2 separate regions of the Homo sapiens genome follow, and region 2 is linked to region 1. A link is an interaction called in ENCODE POLR2A ChIA-PET data of the cell type or tissue named here. Cell type or tissue: Panc1. All regions are shown on one strand. Each heading gives the region's core, and the rest is flanking DNA. Links, peaks and the distances in the headings are about the cores only.

Region 1 (2,925 bases), core at 330-2,829:
AACAAAAAACGCCTGTATCTCAACTTTTAATATCTAGGGAATTAGAACTAGGCTGATTACATTTAAGTAACTAAGATGTTTCATATATAATAATCTTATGTCTTAGAAAATATTACTATGATGTTTTTATAATATTTTCTCTGAGTTATTTTTGAGTCACAGTGTCAGTGTAAGGTTTACTCTTCTGGTGTAATGCTTTCTGAAGCAGTTTCTTGCTTTCGTTTTAGGGTACATAGCATTGTGAACCCTTTATATAATGAACTGGAAATTGGAATTTGTATTTGTATATATCGATGGTAAGGTTTAATGGAACAATTTTCCCTAACTGCATTTATTTTGTATCCAGGAAGCGTCAGGACAATCATGCCCATAAGAACTCTAAACTGTTCAGGTAATCATTTCGTTTTTAAACTGTCCTAGAAATATGCTTTGTTTTCTATATTAAGAAGACTTTATAATTGTTTTGTTTAGATGCACCCTTTTATCTTTTCCAAAGTTCTGTGACATCTAATTCTTATAGCCTTGATGTCATTTTATTAATCACTGATTTTAAGCTGTAAAATATAGTTATACTTTATAGTAATATATAATACTTTATGAATTATGTATTTTATAAAACATGTATCATATATGTATGCTTATATGTATACTATGTTATATTTATATTTTATATTAATATGTAACTATATATATGGTTTTTTTTTGAGATGGAGTCTCGCTCTGTCGCCAGGCTGCAGTGCAGTGACATGATGTCAGCTCACTGCAACCTCTGCCTCCCGGGTTCAAGCAATTCCCCTCCCTTAGCCTCCCGAGTAGCTGGGACTACAGGTGCATGCCACCACACCCAGCTAATTTTTGTATTTTTAGTAGAGACGGGGTTTCACCATTTTGGCCAGGATGGTTTCAGTCTCTTGACCTCGTGATCCACCTGCCTCAGCCTCCCCAAATGCTGGGTTTACAGGCGTGAGCCACCATGCCTGGCCACATATTGTTTGTATTAAGCTATAAAACATATCTCTATATAGAGATATGTAATACACTTTGGCATACAAGTCATAAAACTTGGTTAGGAATAGCTCTATTTTTTTTTAATGGGGCTTTCTAAAACCTTATACTTTTGTAGATAATATCCATCAAGGATTTTCCTTCAAATGGTTTTCTAAAGTTAAAAAGTATTTAAAAGAGTGACCAAAATTCAAACATGGAAGAGACTTATGTTCATGACTTAATGCTGAGTTTGAAATTAATATATTTTAATTGTGGAATTAATGTAATCTCAATAAAAATAATTCCTTGGAGTAAAAAACATTTCAAATTTATCTAATTTCTGGTTGGTTAGTTAGGTTTTTTTTTTTTTTGGTTTCTTATTTGAAACTGTTATGACAATCTCTTTGTATTTTCTTTTTCTTCAGATCATTTTATCTTAGTGAAACTGGCAATTGAACTTTGCTCTAGTTGATGGGCAAAATTTCTCCTAGACTATTCATCATCCCAATTTCATCCTAGTTGAAAATTTTCAAATGCCATAAGAAATCTTTATAGATTTGCACTTAGCTTTTGGATGGACGTTTCTACAATGGAGAGAACTGTGTTATAGCCCTGGTCCAAGGACATTACTAGCTAATGCCCATCGACTGTGGTGTGCGTGTGGAAGGTTCCAAAGAGAAGGAGCAATCAGCAAGTTTGCAGACACCCTGGAACATGGAAGCAACCAAGCTTTAAGAAGCACAGCTTTGGAGACACTCCATGAGTCTGCACTGCTTTCAGGGGAACTAGCACTTAAGACCTTGTGTAACAAAATGGACACTGGGGACACAGCTCTAGGACAAAAAGCTACCTCAAGGTCTGGAGAAACTGATAAAGCATCAGGTAGATGGAGACAGGAACAATCAGCTGTTATTAAGATGAGCACTTTTGGCAGTCATGAAGGACAGCGGCAACCACAAATAGAGCCTGAGCAAATCGGAAACACAGCATCAGCACAACTGTTTGGTTCTGGGAAACTGGCCTCCCCTAGTGAAGTGGTGCAGCAAGTCGCAGAGAAGCAATATCCACCGCATCGTCCGAGTCCTTACTCATGCCAACACTCACTCTCTTTCCCTCAGCACTCATTGCCACAGGGGGTCATGCACAGCACCAAGCCACATCAGAGCCTCGAAGGTCCTCCGTGGCTTTTCCCTGGCCCTTTGCCATCCGTTGCCTCTGAGGACTTATTTCCTTTTCCTATACATGGCCACAGTGGTGGTTATCCTAGAAAAAAGATTTCAAGTCTGAACCCTGCTTATAGCCAATACTCCCAGAAAAGTATTGAACAGGCAGAAGAGGCTCACAAGAAAGAGCACAAACCCAAAAAGCCTGGCAAGTACATTTGCCCTTACTGCAGCAGAGCGTGTGCCAAACCTAGTGTACTGAAAAAACACATCAGGTCCCATACTGGGGAGCGGCCATATCCATGTATACCTTGTGGTTTCTCTTTCAAGACAAAGAGCAATTTGTACAAGCACAGGAAGTCACATGCCCATGCAATTAAGGCAGGATTAGTACCTTTCACAGAGTCAGCTGTATCTAAATTGGACCTAGAGGCTGGTTTTATTGATGTAGAAGCAGAAATACATTCAGATGGTGAACAGAGTACAGACACAGATGAGGAGAGTTCTTTATTTGCCGAGGCTTCTGACAAAATGAGTCCTGGTCCACCCATCCCACTGGACATTGCCAGCAGAGGCGGCTATCATGGGTCATTGGAAGAATCATTGGGAGGTCCAATGAAGGTGCCGATTTTGATTATCCCTAAAAGTGGGATTCCTCTCCCTAATGAAAGCTCTCAGTATATTGGCCCTGATATGCTACCAAATCCATCTTTAAATACTAAGGCTGATGATTCGCACACAGTCAAACAGAAACTTGCACTAAGACTGTCAGAGA
Region 2 (2,925 bases), core at 288-2,787, 58 kb before region 1:
TTAAAAATGTGCCCAACTCCTCCCACCACAAATTGGTAGTAAATAGAAAACAGTTTGCAAAGTAAGAAAGGAACATTCTCATCCACACAATATTCTTCCTTTTATGGTACTTTTTGAAAAGTTAGTACATACAAATTATTATTATTTTTTATAATAATATTGCTTTGCATGTCCTGGCATTTTCCTTCAAGCAGTGAATGTTTTTGACTGGTCTTGACATTATTCATTTTAAAGTGATATTAGCTGGAGTCTGGGCTTTTAAACACATGGGTGATCAGATTTATATGCTGTCACTACATTGGATATATTTATTTAGGAATTATGTAAGTGATATTCCTTCCTAAAAAAAGAAGGTGAAAATTATTAAGACTCTCATAAACTTGAAAATATTGGGTTAAAGAGCAGTAATTAATTTGCTGATAATTATACAATTATTACTGTTAGTAATTTCTGGAGTCAGACATCACTGAAGTCTTACTTTAAATTAGGAAGTCCAAAATACATAATTCTGTGTTCTGTGGAAATTGCTATATTTTGTGATTTCCCCAAACCTTTTCTTCATCTGTTTATCTCTCCTTTCTCTTTGATATGCCTTTATATGTTTTTTCTTATTATTACTTATACCAATTAGGAAAATGAAAAGGAAGAAAACCCTTTTAATTCATTCTATTTGGATACCTTTTAGCTGGTCTTATAACGATTTGATAAGGTTGCAAATTAGATTTGCTATCTGTTATCTCCGGGTGTACTATAACTTCTGCTATCACAGATCATTCAGAGTAGACCTTTAAGTTTCAGTATATTGTGGCCTTCAAAATGTTTCCTATTATACAGGACTTCCTTTTATATTTTTATAGCTCTTCAGATGCATACAAGTCTTCTGTTTGGTTCCTTGTATTTTGAGATAACAGAAGAGGCTATCAGTATTTATGTTTGAGTATTAATATTTACAAACTGATGTGAAAATGTGGACTCTTATGTATGCTCTACATTTCTTCTGGCCTCCTTACAAAGACTGCCCTTTGTTTTGCTATTCTAGCTTAGGTGAGTGGAGCCCAGTACTGTTAGCTTATTTGAGCTACATGGCTTCATTTTTCCAAAATTATTTTCTTATTTTTTCTTATTCACAATTTGACTCTTCCTGCTTTGTTTTTCAAGTATTTTACCTGGTTATACCTTCATTCGTTCATGCATTTAATAAGTTTTCATTCACATATTCATCATTCCATCAGTAAGTATTAACTAAACCAGTAGTATGAGCAAATCCCATTTTGTTCCACAAGCATGCTGCAGCCATCTGAAACCCTGACTGAAGGCTTCTTTCATATCATTTCATAGTATTTCCTTCTGTCTATCCTTCCTGTCTCCTTCAGTTTGCAGTATAGGATGGCTGTGTGAAGGAGCCTCTCATTTTTCACTCTCCATGCAAAACCTACACAGTGAATCTTAGTGACTGATCATATGCCTTGTTTCTATGATGGCATGAATTAATATTTGTGTAATGACTTACTCTCTGTCTGCAAATGGCTTCCATGTACATTATCTCATTTGAGGCAATAGCTATTATGTAGTTATTACTCACACTTTATTTTGTGTATAAGGGACCGGAGGCTTCATGGTGGGGGGGTTGGTTTTAGTTGAGTAATTTGCTTAAAGTCACAGCACTAGTGAGTCATAGAACCAGAATCCAACTCTGTTTCTCCCATTTTTGGCTAACATGTCAGTCACTACCAAGTCACCAGTCTAGTTAACTGGCAGTGTTCAAATGTTGGAGCGTTGTGGATGTGGCCACTATGTTCTTTTTATTATGACTGACATAAAGAAATAGAAGCCAGCCGTATCAAAATCTGGGGGCAGAGTCAAATCTTATACTTTTAGGGAATCTTGAGGTAGTCCAAGGAATAAAATGCTGTAGAAAGATGTGGACTGTAAATTTTCCAGACCTCTGTCAGTTATCACCTTCTGGAAACTGAAACCTGATGATACCAATTGTTAAGTTTACCCAATCACTTCCCTGATCTGAGAATCTCATGATTTCCAAGCAATATCCCTTGTGGATCAAGAATGGCCTCTGGAGTTCCGGTTCCCTTGGCAGTTACAGTTTTCACTATAAATCCTTTAATTGGATATTGGACAAAATCCCCCACATAGAGATCTTTATTTTATGTTTGAATCTGATATCACATTGATGTCTCACCCATGAATTGCCAAGAGAAAAATTCGCTTTCTTAATCGCATTTTCTACCTCATCTATTATTTGCATTTTGGGTTAATGCACTTTACTGACGTCGGAGTCTGGTTAATAATTTTATTGTAGTATTACTTCTCTTCATGTTTGAGCTCCTTTGCCCGCATCACCCCTTAACAATTTATACTTCTCTCATGCCACTTTTTGTATGCATTTTTGTACTTGCACTTTATAATAAAGTAATTTATGTGAAGTTTTCCTGTCATATGCCTGCACTGTAAATTGCTTGTGTCTTCTTTATTCTTAAAAATGGTGATTGAAAAAATAGTAGACATTTAATAAATATTTGTTGGGTTTAATAAAAATAATTGCTTGTGAGGTTTTTTTTGTTTGTTTTTGTTTTTTGTTTTCTGTTTTTTTTTTTTTTGAGACAGAATTTCACTCTTGTTGCCCAGGATGGAGTGCAGTGGCACAATCTCGGCTCACTGCAACCTGTGCCTCCTGGGTTCAAGCGATTCTCCTGCCTCAGCCTCCCTAGTAGCTGGTATACAGGCACCCACCACCATGCCCAGCTGATTTTTTGCATTTTTAGTAGAGATGGAGTTTCACTATGTTGGCCAGTCTGGTCTTGAACTCCTGACCTCAGGTGATCCACCCACCTTGGCCTCCCAAAATGCTGTGATTATAGGTGTGAGCCACTGCACCTGGCCAAGTTTCTGTTTTAAAATTCACTTTGG

What was found. ChIA-PET counts read pairs that join two places held together with the same protein. Peaks named below come from ENCODE experiments on the same cell type or tissue, not always from the same donor. Only the 100,000 strongest peaks of a DNase experiment are listed, where the experiment ranks them.
Region 2: POLR2A ChIA-PET joins it to region 1 with 8 read pairs; 5 of 35 experiments call an interaction of 5 or more read pairs at or near these places.

What each region holds. Positions count from the first base shown.
Region 1 is chr6:142,773,613-142,776,537 of GRCh38, reverse strand. HIVEP2 (HIVEP zinc finger 2) reads left to right here. Exons shown (of 10, transcript NM_006734.4): 4 at 347-391; 5 at 1,413-2,925. The coding sequence starts at 1,800. Among named protein-coding and RNA genes, the nearest start is that of HIVEP2, 170 kb to the left of the region's middle. In Panc1, for the core only: no CTCF peak of the experiment used is centred there; no DNase peak of the experiment used is centred there.
Region 2 is chr6:142,831,883-142,834,807 of GRCh38, reverse strand. The region is part of intron 2 of HIVEP2 (HIVEP zinc finger 2); the gene reads left to right. Among named protein-coding and RNA genes, the nearest start is that of HIVEP2, 110 kb to the left of the region's middle. In Panc1, for the core only: no CTCF peak of the experiment used is centred there; a DNase peak (open chromatin) is centred at 1,557.